Linked DNA regions of Homo sapiens: region 2 is linked to region 1. Evidence: chromatin loops called from intact Hi-C (ENCODE). Cell type or tissue: transverse colon. All regions are shown on one strand. Links, peaks and the distances in the headings refer to the core of each region. The heading gives the core; the rest is flanking DNA.

What was found. Peaks named below come from ENCODE experiments on the same cell type or tissue, not always from the same donor. Only the 100,000 strongest peaks of a DNase experiment are listed, where the experiment ranks them.
Region 2: a loop joins it to region 1, with 12 times the contacts of the local background. A loop is called at or near these places in 9 of 110 quality-filtered maps.

What each region holds. Positions count from the first base shown.
Region 1 is chr22:23,124,262-23,132,261 of GRCh38, forward strand. The region is part of intron 4 of RSPH14 (radial spoke head 14 homolog); the gene reads right to left. It overlaps GNAZ (G protein subunit alpha z), which reads left to right. Exons shown (of 3, transcript NM_002073.4): 3 at 1-771. Among named protein-coding and RNA genes, the nearest start is that of RSPH14, 14 kb to the right of the region's middle. RefSeq lists enhancers at 1,903-2,780, 3,145-3,734, 3,735-4,322, 4,179-4,458. In transverse colon, for the core only: a CTCF peak has its summit at 4,344 (motif pointing left); a DNase peak (open chromatin) is centred at 4,316.
Region 2 is chr22:22,583,096-22,592,164 of GRCh38, forward strand. It overlaps IGL and IGLV2-33. Among named protein-coding and RNA genes, the nearest start is that of LL22NC03-63E9.3, 28 kb to the left of the region's middle. RefSeq lists a silencer at 3,843-4,137. In transverse colon, for the core only: a CTCF peak has its summit at 4,016 (motif pointing right); a DNase peak (open chromatin) is centred at 4,036; H3K27me3 peaks cover 4,477 bases.

The DNA.
Region 1 (8,000 bases), core at 1-8,000:
TCCAGAAAATTTCAAATGCAGTTGAGTATTCTTTTTTAAATGCAGATTTTCAAAACATATTTTTTTTCAGGTGGTCTTTTTTGTGTCTGGCTTGCTGAGTGTAAAAGTTGTTATCTGGACGATCTGTCTCTCTGCTCCAAAGAAATTTTGGAGTGAGTGGCAGTCCTGCGCCAGCCTCGCGGGACACGTGTTGTACATAAGCCTCTGCAGTGTCCTCTTGTTAATGGTGGGGTTTTCTGCTTTGTTTTTATTTAAGAAAATAAACACGACATATTTAAAGAAGGTTCTTTCACCTGGGAGCAAATGAACAATAGCTAAGTGTCTTGGTATTTAAAGAGTAAATTATTTGTGGCTTTGCTGAGTGAAGGAAGGGGAGCAAGGGGTGGTGCCCCTGGTCCCAGCATGCCCCGCGCCTGAGACTGGCTGGAAATGCTCTGACTCCTGTGAAGGCACAGCCAGCGTTGTGGCCTGAGGGAGGCCCTGCTGGGACCCTGATCTGGGCCTTCCTGTCCCAGGGCCTATGGGCAACTGCGTTGAAAGGACGTTCGCCAAGGGCCGTGTGTAAATACGAACTGCGCCATGGAGAGGAGAGGCACTGCCGGAGCCCTTGCCAGATCTCCCTCCCTCTCTCCGTGCAGTAGCTGTGTGTCCGAGGTCAGTGTGCGGAATCACAGCCAAGGACGTGAAGAGATGTACGGGGGAAAGAGAAGCTGGGGATTGGATGAAAGTCAAAGGTTGTCTACTTTAAGAAAATAAAATACCCTGAATGGAGCCCAGCATTGTCCCAGTGTGCTATGTGTGTAGCTGACCTGTGGCTGGACTTGGTGCCATCTGGAAGGGCAGCCGGGGACACCTCCATTCTGAGGTCCCATATTCCAAACCCCACCCCTATACCTCCACACATTTAGGTAGAGTCATTTTGCAATGAACATCACAAATAAACATCACGAGAGGAAAGAAACTGCAAAGAGGGGAAACCTGCCAGGTCCATGCAGTCCTGGTGTGGAGGTCTGGGGGTGATGATGACTCCTGCCCCTCCCGCTGCCCCCAAGACCCCACCCAACACTGACCCAGGCTGTGCCATACCCTGGACCCCTCCCACCATGTGGACACCTCAGCCAATGTCAGAGTCATCCTGCAGAGTGGAAGAGGTGCCCTGAGGGCCTGGAGGGTTCCTGTGCCCCCAGTAGTGTAGGGCAAACCTTGTAGGGTTTTGGAGAGGAGGGGTCCCTGAGCATGCAGTGCTCGCTGACTGGCTTGTGTGGTTAGAGGTATCTGGATATAGTGGAAAAGTGCCGATCAGAAGTCAACGGAGTGCATTCACCGAGGGCCTGCTGCGAACCAGGCACGGAGCCGGGCTCCTTACTAATGATTTTATGTAACACCCCACCTCAGCAGGTTGCCAGAGGTGCCCATTTTACAGATGAGGAAAGGTGCCTGAGGTCAGGGAGCAGTCAAGCCAGGATTCACCAGGCCAGGGAGCTGTTGCTCCCACTGGAGGAGCAGAGACGCTGATCTTTCCTCCTGCTGGAGTCCTTGCCTGGCTTGGCACCTGCACAGGATGGAAGCCTACAGGGAGCAGCACAGAACCACCCTGCAGCCTCCTCCTCAAAGCAGGACCTCAAGCAAAGTGGGGGGTCGGCAGGCACACACACGCATGCATGCACACAAGCACATGCACACACGCGCAGATACGCACGCAGCCCTGGTGCTGTCACCGCCCCATCCCTACTCCTAAGCCCACGCAGGGACTCCCTTCACACCTTCCTACGTCACCAAACAGCCAGAACCCAGAGGGGCTTTTGTTTCTGAAGAAATAACGTGTGACTTAAAATCGTTGAGACTTATTTTGTGCTTTTAATGCCAACTGTGAAAAGAGCAGTAATTTCGCCGTGAGCATCTTTAATCTAAAAATACATGGCTAAAGGGAGAAAGGGATTGAGCCTCCCTTCCTAATGTGTGCAAAGATCAGAGGAGGCCTTCCCTGGAGGGAGGTTTCTCCCGGTTCCCAGAACCTAGCCAGGAGTCTCCAGTTCCCCCATAGGCTGCAGAGAAACCTCAGGCGCTGTCGACCTCTCTGGCCCCGTCCTCCCCTGCAGTTCACCTGCACTGGTTCTCCTCCTGAGCCTGCCTTGTTCCGCTCTTGCCCCCAATGATCCCTTTGCCTAGCATGTCCTTCCCCATCCTCACAGCTCAAAGTCACCTGGGCAGCTTCTTGGAAGTCTCCTCCTTCCCTGCATTCCATCTGTCAGGGCTCCAGGGTCGAGTGGGAAGGGGTGTTGGAAACTCCATTGAGCAGCTCAAGGCCAGCGCCTCTGACCCACCTCATTCCTCCAAACAATGCCCCATGGAGAAGGCGCATGCTGAGCTGGGATGGTCCAGGAGTCTTAGCCAACGGGAGGTAAGCACCAGGACTCACCAAGGTTGCTGGTGAGAGGAGGCTAGAGTAGGTGGCAGGGTGCCTGAAGGGGAGGACCTGGGGATGGCTGGGCCAGCCCTGCCCACTGCAGGTGACTAATCCCGCCTTGTCCTACTTCACGCAGCCCCAGCCTCCTTTCCCAGGACCCACCATCATGTGGCTCCCTGTGGGATATTGCCATCCTCACCTATAGCCCACGTGGTCACCCTGGTGGTGCAATGGGTCAACAACAGTGGTCACGATAATCCCAGCTCTCCTCAGTGACTGCTCACTGGGGGGCACACTCATGGGAGGCCAAGATGCTTGATTCCATTCTACAGAAGTGGAAGCAGAGACCAGGAGAGGCGATGACTTATCAGCATCACACAATGTGACCCCACCAGGCCAGGACCTGAGGGGCTTTACTCTGTCCACATTCCCCAGATCCCCACAGTGGCAACAGGCCCTGGCACCCTACTTCCAACGTCAGCCCTCCAGAACAAATGGTCCATCTGGCTCAGGGGACAGTGCCAGGAAGGGCTGCACTGCACCATGAGGACTTGAGGCAACACTGAGGCTGGACCTCACCCTGGATGAGCTCACCTCACCCAGATGAGCCTGACGAGATGGGGATGCCTGACAGGCCGGGAACCAAGAGGCCAGAGTGTCCCTATCAGTGACCATCATTCCTGCTAAGTCCAGGAATGGGGTACAACTACCCACCAAAGACTGTCAGGCTGAGGATGTGCCTGGGGTTCTGGTGCACCCTGCCCTGAGGGCAGGCAAGACAGAAAAGGGCCTGCTCCTCTAGGGCAGCTGGCCTCCACCCCTCACCCTGTGGCATCAAGGGGAGGAGGAGGAGGAGGCTGCTCTGGGTCCATCGAAGGAAGCTGGGTGTCCACGGGTGGCTGCTGAAGAGGGACAGGGTGCAGTGGTGGCCCACCCAAGGCCACTAGCCTGGAATGAGACATACGGCTCACTGCAGTGGGAGCACCTACTTTGCTTCTCCAGCAGCCCACGTACCTGGGGTTCAGATGACATTGGGTGCATTCTGGGTGGTATAGCTGTAGACCCCCAGATTTCTCCCTAGCTTAGATGCTATGACTCCAGGGATGTCCCCTGAACCCCCAAATGACTTGGATCAAACTGCATCCAGACATTTCACCCGCGGCACCCTCCCCTTCCCAAGCCCAGTTCTCCTTTCCAAGGTCACGGAGCCAATTTCCAGAGGCAGGGCCCAGGCGCATCCTTGCTGCCTCCCTCCTCCTCTCGGGCTGGTGCTCTCCTCCGGGCTGGGAGGGTCATCCATCTCCACCCCCGGGCTGCACACGTGTGGAGTCAGGGTCAGAACAGGCCCCATCATGCTGCTGCTAAAGCTGGGCTGGGGTCTCAGAGCCTGGCACAAGGAGAGGGAGACTGGAGGCAGGGCCAGAACAGACTCACAGGTGTGCCCAGTCAGGACCAGTGGGATGGTAGAGGGATACTTCCGGGGGACCCTGAGCTGTTCAACTGCACCCCAAAATCTGGTTAGAGAAGAATTGTCAATTTCAGCCACAGAACTCTCTCTCCCACAAAAATGAAACCTGTTTTCTCATGGGGTTCTACTCCATTCCTGGACTTAGCAGGAATGATGGTCACCGATAGGGACACTCTGGCCTCTTGGTTCCTGGCCTGCCAGGCCTCCCCCTCTCATCGGGCTGGGGAGCAGAAGCAGACCCTGTGCATCACTCAGGGCCCAGCTGGCAGGGAGCCTGGGCTGGCAGCCTGTGTGTGACATCTGTCTCTACAATCCTATTTTCTCCTCTCCTGACACGGCACCACCACGGCGCATGAGTAGCCAGCCTGGAAGGAACTTAGAGGAATGCGTGTGGGTGAGCGCAGCAGCTTGGGCCCAGGGCCCCTGCAGGGCCAGGGCCCACTTGGGACAATCCTCAGTCCTGGGGTGCCCCCTCCTGGTTACTCTGGGAAATCATGCAAGTCAGACTTGGCCAGAGCAAGGATTCTGAAACCACTCTCCCAGACACCCATGACACAGGGGAAGAAACTGAGGCACGGTGGCCAGAACAAAACAGGGGCCCAACACATACTGTCAAATGAATGAAGGAATGAGCAAGCAGGTAAGTGAACTGTAGCAAGAAGACAACCAGCAATTGATCCTTTAAAGTATGACATAAAACCTACTAAACAGCCAATATTTGTTGAGCGCTAGCCACATGCCAGGCGCCCTGCCAGGTGCAGAGGGTGCCATGGTGAAAACGGCCTTCCAGTGTGGCCACTGATAGGAAACCATACCAATGGCCACCAGCATTCACTGGGAGCCAGCTAAGCCCTGCTCAGAGACTGTCCCAGCTAAGCCACACAGGTGACACCCACGTTCCCACAGGTGATGGTACTGCCCAAGGTCACACGCTGGTAAGAACAGAGCCACTGAAATAGATGCCCTCGCCACCCCCCAGGCCCCCCACCCAGAGGCCCATGAAGGACACCACCTGGGGCACAGTCACACTCGCTAATCCAGAGGCCACGACACTCAGTGTACCCCCAGAACAGATCTCCTGGGCGTCTGCCACATTGCCTCCTTCCCTTCCTCCCTCTGCTCATTGTCCAACTGTCCCCTGCATACCCGGTGTCCCAGGCCTCCCTTCTGGGCCCTTCACAGATCATGAGCAGCACTCAGTAAACCCCGCGATGAAGGGCCGAGGCTCCCCACCCTGACCCTCACTGAGGCTTCTGTTCGTGAGCTTGTCAGTACCACAGCCCCCTACTCCTAATGGTGCGCCCAGTGTTGGTGGATGGCAGAAAAAGACAAGGGGAGGAGATGGGGAAAAGCAAACTCGTACATTTTAGAAGAAAATATGGCAGAATATCTTCATGAGTCAGGGTAAAGAAAGATTATCTTACACGGCACTCAAAAAAAAAAAAGGCCAGAGGGAAAAAAAATCATGAAATTGACTTCATTATTCAAATGAAAAACTGCTAAGGCTGGGCATGGTGGCTCACGCCTGTAATCCCAGCACTTTGGGAGGCCGAGGCAGGAGGATCGTGAGGTCAGGAGTTCAAGACCAGCCTGGTCAACATAGTGAAACCCCGTCTCTACTACAAATACAAAAATTAGCTGGGCATGGTGGCACACGCCTGTAGTCCCAGCTACTCGGGAGGCTGAGTCAGGAGAATCACTTGAACCTGGGAGGTGGAGTTTGCAGTGAGCTGAGACCATGCCACTACAGTACAGCCTGGGTGACAGAGTGAGACTGCATCTCAGAAAAGAAGGAAGGAAGGAAGGAAAGAAGGAGAAAGAAAGAGAGAGGAAGAAAGAGAAAGAGACAAAGAGAGAAAGAGAAAGAAAGGAAGGAAAAGAAGGAAAGAAAGAAAGGGAAGGGAGAGAAAGAAAGAGAAAGAAAAAGAAAGAAAGAAAGAAAGAAAGGAAGAAAGAAAGAAAGAAAGAAAGAAAGAAAGAAAGAAAGAAAGAAAGAAAGAAAGAAAGAAAGAAAGAAAGAAAGAAAAAGAAAAAGAAGGCCGGGCATGGTGGCTCACGCCTGTAATCCCAGCACTTTGGGAGGCCGAGGCAGGCGGATCATGAGGTCAGGAGATCGAGACCATCCTGGCTAACACGGTGAAACCCCGTTTCTACTAAAAATACAAAAAATCAGCCGGGCATGGTGGCGGGTGCCTGTAGTCCCAGCTACTCGGGAGGCTGAGGCAGGAGAATGGCATGAACCCGGGAGGTGGAGGTTGCAGTGAGCTGAGACTGCACCAGTGCACTCCAGCCTGGGCGACAGAGTGAGACTCTGTCTCAAAAAAAAAAGAAAAAGAAAAGAGAAAGAAAGAAGGAAAGAAAAAGAAAGAAAGAAAGAAAGAAAGAAAGAAAGAAAGAGAAAGAAGGAAAGAAGGAAAGAAAGACTGCTGCACCAGTGAATCAACAAAGGCACAGTGAGAAGCCAAGAAAACAGCCTGGTTTGAAATGATATTTGCAATGTAGGTAACCGACAAAGGGCTGGAATCCAGGATAAATTACACACTCCTTCAAATCAATAAGAAATGGAAAAACAACTCGGCAACAGAATGAACACACTCTCTCCAGAGGCACTGGGCAGGAGAGGAATCTGATGAGGTGTCAGGCAGAGGGAAGATGTTTCCTCTCACCAGGACAGGGACAGTAAAGCCATATCACAGTGAAACACCATAGCACATCCATCAGGCTGGGATATGCCCCGGGCTCTCTGGAGGCCAGAGGCTGGGCTGGAAGCAGTTGCAATATCCAGCAAAGCTGAAGGCAAACACATTCTCCCTGGCCCAGCGATGCCCTCCCTGGCAGATGCTCTAGGGGACTCTCCTTCCAGGGTACCAGGAAGCCCTGGGCAGGAACAGCCATGGCACAGTCCTTTTGCAGTACAGGAGTACAAACAACCAACAAGCCTGCCAGCCTGGGATGGGTGAGTGTATCATGATACATTCAAACACCGGAACAGTGTGCAGTGATGGAAATGAATGAAATACAGCCAGTGGCGCAACATGGATTCATCTCAAAATTTCTATAAATCTCTAATGTTATTTAGGTTTTTTAAGGTTTTGGAAGTAACAGAGGGATACATACAGCAAGATCCACTTACATAGTTTTAAAACATGCAAAACAAGATTATATATCGTCCATATGTAATTATATCTGTGGTAAAATATAAAGATATGCATTTTGGGGACATAGTCACCAGATTATTAGTAGCTCAAGGAAAGGCAGGAGGAAGAGTGCTCTGGGTGGGGGGAGGTTCACAGGGTGCTTGGACTGTACCTATGATTTCTTCAAATAAAAATTTCAAGCAAGTATAAAATATGGATATAGAATGTAAAGATTTGGCAAAGCTGGCTGGTGGTATCCAATGTTCCTTATCACCATCTCTGTACTTCTCTGAATGCTTTAAATAGGTCACAATCATTGTAAGAGGACTGGTTGAGAGCAGCAAGTCCCCTGTCTCCACACTCCAAGAATGAGGGGACTAGACCCTCGCTTATTCCTCAGGTTCCTGCATGGTGAGCACAGGGCATTAATTTAGCTCAACCCAGCACTGGTCCCCCATGGATCACCCTAATACCCCAGGGGCTCTCAACCCTGGGGCATGCATGACTGTCATTCAAGGTGCATTTTCAGAAATATGTGTGCAGGGCCCCACCCCCAGAGACTGCTCCTGGTGGCCTGGGAGAGGACCAGGGGCACGGTGGTGTTTTTAAAAAACCACAGGCCTAGTGTGCTCAACTCCCAGGCCAGATCAGCTGGAAGAAGATGTGCTTCAGGAGCCAAGCAACAATCCTAGACCCTCACAGGCTCTGCTCTGTTGGGCCTGCCTATCTGCACCTGATCCCGTAGTCATTTCTCTCTGAGCCTTAACCCAGGGAATGCTCACGCCTGGCCTTGAATGTTTGCACTCCATCCTTGGGCAGGACGCTGAGCTATACACCAGGCCAGTGTTTCCACTTCAACCTCATTTCTGGCCTCTGAGGCAGGTACTTTAGACATGGGAAATAACCTGTCCAGGGCACACGGGGAGTGAGGGGAAGGGCAGAGGGAACCCAGGTTCATCTGACTCCTGGGCTACAATATCTGTTTGTC
Region 2 (9,069 bases), core at 634-8,633, 540 kb before region 1:
ATCATCTTCTTTCTTTTTTTTTTTTTTTTGGTGAGAACACTTACAATCTACCAAATTAGCAAATTTAAAGTAAATAATGCAATATTGTTAACCATAGTCACATTGCGGTACATTAGCTATCTAGAACTTATTCATCTTGTATCACTGTACTCTTTTATACCCTTTGATAAACATCTCCCCATTTCCCTTTTCCCTCCCCAGTCCTGACACCCACCATTTTACTCTCTGGTTCTATGAGTTTGAATATTTTAGATTCTACATGCAAATAAGATCATGCAGTATTTGCCTTTCTGTTTCTGGCTTATATCAGTTAACATAATGTCCTCCAGCTTTATCCATGTTGTTGCAAATGATGGGATTTCCTTTATTTTTTAAAACTTGGCAATATTTGTGTGTGTGTATGTGTGTGTATGTATGTATGTATGTGTGTGCATGCACCACATTTTCTTTATCCATTCATTTGTCATCAGAAATTTAGGTTGTTTCCATGTGTTGGCTATTGTGAATAATGTTGCAAAAGACATGGGAGAACAGATATCTATTCAAGATTCTGATTTCATTTTGTTTTGAGATATGCCCAGAATTGGTATTGCTGGATTATATGGTAGTTCTATTTTTAATTTTTTAAGGAATCCCCATACATTTTCTACAATGGCTGTTTAGTTTACATTCCTTTCAACAGTGTACAAGAGTTTCTTTTGTCCACATCCTTGCCAACATTTGTTATCGTTTATCTTTTTGATAAATTACAGGCACGTGCCAACACACCTGGCTAATTTTTTATATTTTTGGTAGAGACGGGGTTTCACCATGTTGGCCAGGCTGGTTTAGAACTCCTGACCTCAAGTGATCCACTGCCTCGGCCTCTCAAAGTGCCGGGATTACAGGTGTGAGCCACCATGCCTGGCCTATTTTTTCTATTTCTATAAAGAATGACATTTGTGTATTGATAGGTCTAGCATTGAATCTGGAGATCACTTTAGGTAGTATGAACATTTAAGAATATTAGTTCTTCCAATTTATAAACACGAGATGTCTTGATATTTATCTGTATCTTCTTTAACATTCTTCATCACTGTTTTATAATTTCCAGTGTAAAACTCTTTCACCTCCTTCGTTAAGTTTATTCCTAAGTACTAATTCCTTTTGTAAATGTGATTGCTTTCTTAATTTTATTTTCATATATTTACTGTCTGTGTGTAGAAACGTCATCAATTTTTGTATGTTGATTTTTTTATCCTTCAAATTTACTTAATTTAGTTTTAACAGACTTTTTGTTATTGTGGAGTCTTTAGGTTTTTCTACACTTATGTTTATGTCATCTGCACACAAAGATTAGGATTTTAATCCTTCTTTTCCAATTTGGATGCGTTTCATTTCTTTTTCTTGTCGAATTTCTCTGGTTAGGGATTCCAGTGCAATGTTGAATTAAAATAAGTGGAGAGGGGGCATCTTGCCTTGTGTGGGATCTTAGGGGAAAAGCTTCTGTTTTTTTCCCATTGATTATGATGTTAGTTGTGGGCTTTTCACATATGGTTTTTATTGTGTTGTGGTAAGTTTCTTCTGTACCTATTTCATTTTATTTTTGTTTTTTTAAATATTTATTTTATAATAGAGATTAATTTTGCTATGTTGCCCAGGCTGGTCTTGAACTCTTGGGCTCAAGCGATCCTCCTGCCTTAGCCTCTCAAAATACTGGGACTACAGGCATGAGCCACTGTGCCCGGCCTATCACTATTTTGTTGAGAGTTCTTTTCTTTTCTTTTCCTTTTTTTTCCATTGCTTTCTTTTCTTTTCCTTTCCTTTTTTCCTTTCCTTCCTTTTCTTTTCCTTTCTTTTCTCCTCCTCCTCCTCTTCCTCTTCTTTTTTCTTTCCTCCTCCTCCTCCTTCTTCATCTTCATTTAAAATCATGAATGGATGTTGAATTTGGCCACATGCCTTTTGTACATCTGTGGACATAATCATATGTGTGTGTGTGTGTGTGTGTGAATCTTTCAGCCTGTGGATGCGCTATACCATCCTTGCACATGCGGAATCATCCTTTTATCCAGGGATAAACCCCACCTGTTCCTGATGTATGATCTTCTTAACATACTGTTGAATTTGGTTTGCTAGTATTTTACTGAGAATTTTTGCATTTAATATCTGTTAATGTTTATCAGAGGTAGACTGGCTTGCAGTTTTTTTTCTTTTCTGGTGTTGTCTTTGCTTTGTTTTGGTATCAGGGTGATCCCGACCTCATAAAACAATTTTGGAAGTGTTCCCTTTTCTATTTTTTGGAAGACTTTAAGAAGAATTAATATTAACTCATCTTTGAATGTTTGGTAGAACATTCAGCTATGAAGCCATCTGGTCCTGGGCTTTTCTTTGTTGAGATATTTTTGATTATTGAGTCAATCTCCTTCTTTGTTATTGGTATGTTCAGGCTTTGTATTTTTTATTGATTTGCTTTTTTTTTTAAGTTGACTGTTTCTAGGAATTTATTTATGTCTTTTAATTTATCTAGCTTGGTGTATAATTTTTCAAAATAGTCCCTTATGATCCTATTTATTTATTTGAGACAGGGTCTTTCTCTGTCACCCAGGCTAGAGTGGAGAGGCTTGACCACAGCTCACTGCAGCCACAACCTCCCAGGCTCAAGTAATCCTCCCACCTCAGCTTTCTGAGTAGCTGGGACTACAGGCATGCACCACCATGCCTGGATAATTTCTTTTTCTTTCTTTCTTTCCTTTCTTTCCTTTCTTTCCTTTCTTTCCTTTCTTTCCTTTCTTTCCTTTCTTTCCTTTCTTTCCTTTCCTTTCCCTTTCTTTCTTTCTTTCTTTCTTTCTTTCTTTCTTTCTTTCTTTCTTTCTTTCTTTCTTTCTTTCTTTCTTTCTTTCTTTCTTTCTTTCTTTCTTTCTTTCTTTCTTTTCTTCTTTTTTTTGTATAGATGTGACCTCACTGTGTTGCCCAGGCTGGTCTTGAATTCCTGGGCTCCAGAGATCCACCTGCCTCGGTCTCCCAAGTGTTGGGATTACAGGTGTGAGCCTTTTTATTTCTGAGAAATCTGTTGTAATAGCTCCTTTTTTCATTTTGGATTTTATTTGAGTCTTCTCTCTTTTTTCACAGTGTAGCTAAGGATTTGTCAACTTCGTTTAATTTTTCAGAAAACCATCTCTTAGTTTTGTTTTTTTCTATTATCTGTTTGATTTATTTCTGCTGTAATCTTTATTATTTCATTTTTTTCTGCTAAGTTTGGGCTTAGTTTGTTCCTCTTTTTCTAGTTCGTTGAGTTATAATTTTAGGTTGCTTATTTGAGATCTTTCTTCTTTTTTAATGTTTGCTTATCTCCATAAACTTCCCACTTAGCACTGCTTTTACTGCATCCTATAGGTTTGGTGTGCTGTGTTTTAATTTTCATTTGAAGATATTTTTAAAATTCCCTTTGGTTTTCCTCTTTGACCCAATGCTTGTTCAACATGTGATGTTTGATTTCTGCCTATTTGTGAATTTTTCCATTTTTTTTTACTGTTATTAATTTCCAGATTCATTTCTTGTTGTAAAAAAAGATTTTTGGAATGATTTAATTCTCCTTACATTTCTTAAGACTTGTTTTGTGACCAAACATGAGCTCTCTCCTGGAGAATATACCCTGTGCATGTAAGAAGACATTTTGAGAACCCAGGTGGTCTTTTCTCATACCATTTTTCTCACCCAGTGCTCATACTGAGGTTAGTTCATTTTACATCTAACATTTTCTCAGCCTGGAGCTAAGACACCTCATGTACCTTTGACAAAGCCATTCTAGCACAAGCAAAACGGTCCTGAGAACGAGTATCTTAGCCACCTGGTATGGCAGAGGACACATTCATCATGGAAAAAGTCTGAGGAAAAGGGTCAAGATTAGCATGGATCGAGGGTCTGGTCCTGAGCTGGGAGGAGAAAAAGGCAGGTTGGAGTGGGACCAAACCAGGTATTTCTATCTCTCACTTAGAATTGTGTCTTGGTACTTGAGATGAACCATCTGAGGCCACCAGGGGGCAGCAGGGGACTAGGTTGGAGAAGATGATTGATAAAGTTTATCCTGACCTTTAAGAAGCCCCTGAGTCGGCCGGGCGCGGTGGCTCACACCTGTAATCCCAGCACTTTGGGAGACTGAGGAGGGTGGATCATAAGGTCAGAAGATCGAGACCATCCTGGCCAACGTGGTGAAACCCCGTCTCTACTAAAAATACAAAAATTAGCTGGGCGTGGTGGCTTATGCCTGTAATCTCAGCTAGTCGCGAACCTGAGGCAGGAGAACTGCTTGAACCAGGGAGTTGGAGGTTGCAGTGAGCCGAGATGGCGCCACCGTGTTCCAGCCTGGTGACAGCGCGAGACTCCATCTCAAAAAAAAAAAAGTCCCTGAATCTCAAAAAAAAGAATGTGACTTTATGATTAACTATGAACAGCTGCTCATTAATAAAAAGCCATTAAAAAAAAAAAAGAAATCCCAAGAGCTACTTACCCTTGAATATCTCTAAAGGTACTGGGAAGCAGTGCTCCAAATCTGTTGTGGCCCAGTGAATTCCTTTTTAGAAGCACCATTAATGGTCCTAGTTCAACATGTCAGGCCCCAGCTTTAAACCACTGCAGGGGCAGGGGATGTAGCAGTGCTTAGAACCCACCTTAGCTGAGAGGACCAAGATGGTTGGGCAGGGGATGAGGGAAATGAGAAGTTCCAGCACTGTCTGAAGTCTCTGGGAGGAGGAGTGATTGAACTTTCCCACCCGGCCTGGGAGCAGCCTGTCCTCACATTCATCCCTCACAGCACAAAGGAGAAGTCCTGGTTTCCTCAGCCTGGAGCTCCTGCAATAGTGAGGGTTAGGATATCTCTGGACTGGCCTGATGTCCTGGGCACTCTCATGGGTTCAGTCTCAGGAAATCCATGCCTAGGCTGGATTAATACCCTCAGCTGAGCCTCACAGGGAAGCAGAAGTCTCTGAGCCCAGGCCCAGGTGAGGGTGGGGTGAGGAGAGGAGCTCAGGACACAGATTTGCATGGAGGCCCTGCCCTCCTCTGAGGCGGGGGGATAAGACAGGGCTAGAGGCAGGCCCGGTGCTGGGGTCTCAAGGCAGCGCTCTCGGGACATCTCCACCATGGCCTGGGCTCTGCTCCTCCTCACCCTCCTCACTCAGGGCACAGGTGACACCTCCAGGGAAATGGCCTTGGGGACCTCTGAGCTGATGCTTGGTCTTCTGCTCCTGCTCCTCAGGGTCACTGGACCCAGTACTGACCCAGTAGAGTGTGTTTCTCCCTCTTTCCAGGGTCCTGGGCCCAATCTGCCCTGACTCAGCCTCCTTTTGTGTCCGGGGCTCCTGGACAGTCGGTCACCATCTCCTGCACTGGAACCAGCAGTGACGTTGGGGATTATGATCATGTCTTCTGGTACCAAAAGCGTCTCAGCACTACCTCCAGACTCCTGATTTACAATGTCAATACTCGGCCTTCAGGGATCTCTGACCTCTTCTCAGGCTCCAAGTCTGGCAACATGGCTTCCCTGACCATCTCTGGGCTCAAGTCCGAGGTTGAGGCTAATTATCACTGCAGCTTATATTCAAGTAGTTACACTTTCCATAGTGGTCCAAGTTCCTAGGGAACTGAGACCAAAACCTGCCCTGGGCTCTCAGGCTCTGTCTTTGCTCTGAAGATGCTTCCTCACCCTGTGCCAGGGGCTTCCTGCAACAGGGCCTTGAGAATTCACTTCTCTGTCAGCTCCTCTCCTTTTCCATCAATTCCCAAAGGAAACCTCCTCTCTTGTTTACTCTCCGGGATATGACAGCTTCTTCTTCACTCGTATGACGGATGTCCTCTCTGAATTGGAAACTACTTCTAGCTCTTTAACAGGAAGTACATACCGGCAGGGAAATGCCTGCCTAGTGCAGTCCCCATACTTCTCCGGATGATCCTCACTTTATTATTTATTTTTATTTTTGTATGCACTAAAGTCGTCAATGTAAATCCTTACGTCGAATGCCTCCACTTCCCACATTGTGTAGCACAGCCTGGATTCAGTTCTTCAGAAATGACGTCCTCTTCAATGATAAAGGACCACTGCTCTGTGAACACCCCACTCTAGTGAAGATAGCCCACCTTGCTGGGTTATTCATGTACATCTTTTGTGGAAGCAGTAACCACTGTGTAAAGCTCCAAAGATGTTTTAAAGCAATGAAAACAAAGAGGAAGAAGTGTGTGTGTGTGTGTGTGTGTGTGTGTGTGTGTGTGTGTGTGTAGGGTCCATCCTGTTTGCCCTAATATCTCAGGTTGCCGAGCTAGGGAGTATTTGAGTGACAGACTTGGTGCCCTCTCAGGATCCTCCTCCTCTCACATCACTGAGTCCCTGTCCTGGAAACACCCTACAGGTGGACAATCTCCCCATAGTATGGAAGTTTCCAAAATGGCTCCACAGGGAAGAGTTGAGCTGAACACACCCACTCTTTCTCATGGGCATCAAATATATCTAATTTTTCTGGGGAAATCATCAATTTCTAGCTGGAATCCTGATTAATCGACAGACTGTGAGAATTAAAAATTTTAAAAATATTCAGACATATCCAGAGTCCAGTATTTAAATTCTCTGGAATTTTGTGAGCCAATCTTTAAACATAGTTATTATTGTAGTTTAGAGTTCATGAACCTGAATTAAATAGATTCTAGTAAACATAAAGTGCCTTAGTTGTCTATTGTTGCATAAAAATTACTCCTAAAATTAACATATTCTTAATGAGAACACATATGCATTAATCTGTTTTCGCACTGCTATAAAGAAATACCTTATTTATAAAAGAAAGAGGTTTAACTGGCTCACAGTTCCACATGGCTGGGGAGGCCTCAGGAAACTTACAATCATGGTAGAAGGCAAAGGAGAAGCAAGAACTTTGTTCACAAGGTGGCAGGTGAGAAGAGCTGGGGAGGGTGAACTTCCAAATACTTTTTTTTTTGAGATGGAGTCTCACTCTGTTGCCCAGGCTAGAGTGCAGTGGCGTGCTCTCGGCTCACTGCAGCTTCTGCCTCCCAGGTTCAAGTGATCCTCCTACCTCAGTCTCCGAGTAGCTGTTATTACAGGCATGCGTCACCAAGACCGACTAATTTTTATATTTTTAGTAGAGATGGGGTTTTACCATGTTGACCAGGCTGGTCTCGAACTCCTGACCTCAAGTGATTTGCACACCTAGGCCTCCCAAGGTGCTGGGATTACAGGCGCAAGCCATTGTGCCTGGCCCCAGACACTTTTAAAACCATCAGCTCTCATGGTAACTCCCTACCCATCACGAGAACAGCAAGGGGAAAACTGCCCCCATGATCCAATCCCTTCCGTCCCTCAACATATGGGGATTACAAGTCCCTCCTTCAACACATGGGGATTACAATTTGAGAAGAGATTTGGGTGGAGACACAGAGCCAAACCATATTAATGTATTTGTGATCTTGTAGTTTTCTTGCATCAAGAATCTGAGAGCTGCTTAGTTTGGTGGTTCTGACTCTGGGCTCCTCATGAAATTGCAGCCAAGCTGTCAGGCGGGGCTGCATTCAGAGGCCAGAGCAGGTGGCCAGGCCCAGCCTGAGGGGGCTTCTACTGTCCCTAACCTCTTTGGCAGATGTAGATGAAGTCAGGGAAAAGGGGAGCTCCCCACAGTGGGTAGCATCCCAGTGTCAGAGGGAAGGCACCATGGAGCAGTGGGACCAGCACAGGACCCTGGGGGTGCACTCAGACCTACCTGGAGGGATGGCAAGAAGGGGCATTCACAGCAGGGACAGGATAAAGGGCCTCTGCCCCATGTCCAGAGCTGTCTTGGCAGCTCAGTCACATTGGTTATCAGGTAAATCGGAGGTAAACCCTATCCTGAGTTTTACCACTGAAAATGGGTACAATTTGAACTAGGAGTGTTTTCAGACTTTTTCTTTCCATATTGACTTCTTAATAACCGCGATTTAATTTTTTTTAACCCCAGCCTAGTTTAGCTACATAGCTTCCAAATGTCATGCTACTGTGAAACTGAGCAATTAGTTACTTTTATCAGAGCATTTTAAATTTGAACAGGTTCCTTGGTCTTTCTATGTGTAATTAGTCAAAGCTTAGGTATGGAGTAGAGGATCTTTACCAAATGCTTTTCTAGACTCTGTTTTCATTGGACTTATAGCAGCTGTTTCACCTGGGCCATGCAGGAATAGGAGAGTTGTTGCTCCTTGACATAGCATCTGTAACATGCCTATCCTTTCTGCCACTATAAAAATAGCTGTGCTTTCTCTCCACTCGTCTCTCCTGCTGTTTCCCTGTTTTTCCTATTAAATATGCAGTGTTTGCAATCCATCTTGCATTCTGAGAAGATGAGGATTTTTTTTCATAAAGAATGACCTAAAATAGCTCTAAAGATCATCAGAAGTCACAACTACATACTTACTGGAGTGCAATACCAAATGTGGCCTCTGATTACAGTAACCTGGAGCTTGCAGTTTAAGCAATTCAGTCCCTGTCACTTGTGGACAGATTCGTATGTCTGTGGATGAGAAGATGAGCAACGGTCACTCCTGTGCTCATGCACAGATCCCTCCCTGCCCCTGTCCTCAAATTCAGACTGAAGTGCATGGCCCTGGAGCATTACATGAGTGATGGTTTAAGAGCACGTTGGTGATACACACAATATTAATGGTATCTTAATTTGCTTGTTAAGCATAATTTGAAAACATCTGGACAAATTTGGACACAATTTGAAGGGCATATTTGATAATAGCTTGTGACAAATGATTCCGTTCTGGGAGAGATGCTATTTTTGGTTCTCTAAATCGCCATGAAATGAAAATCTCAGATTATAAAGAAATAGACTCAAATCCCAAGTGTCTTTTGCTTTTCATTCCCCATCAACTGTGTTGCCCAAGCACCATGTGGACACTGCTTACAGGGTAGGCAGCCACCAGCTGAAGGCAGGTTCTTTAGTTGTCTGAGCTGTCCTGGAGCTGGGAACAGCAGCGTGTGTTCTGTGCCTGTTGGTCCCTATGTAGCACACACCCACTGCATATTCTCGCTGACTCACCAGGAGGGCTTGCAGCAGC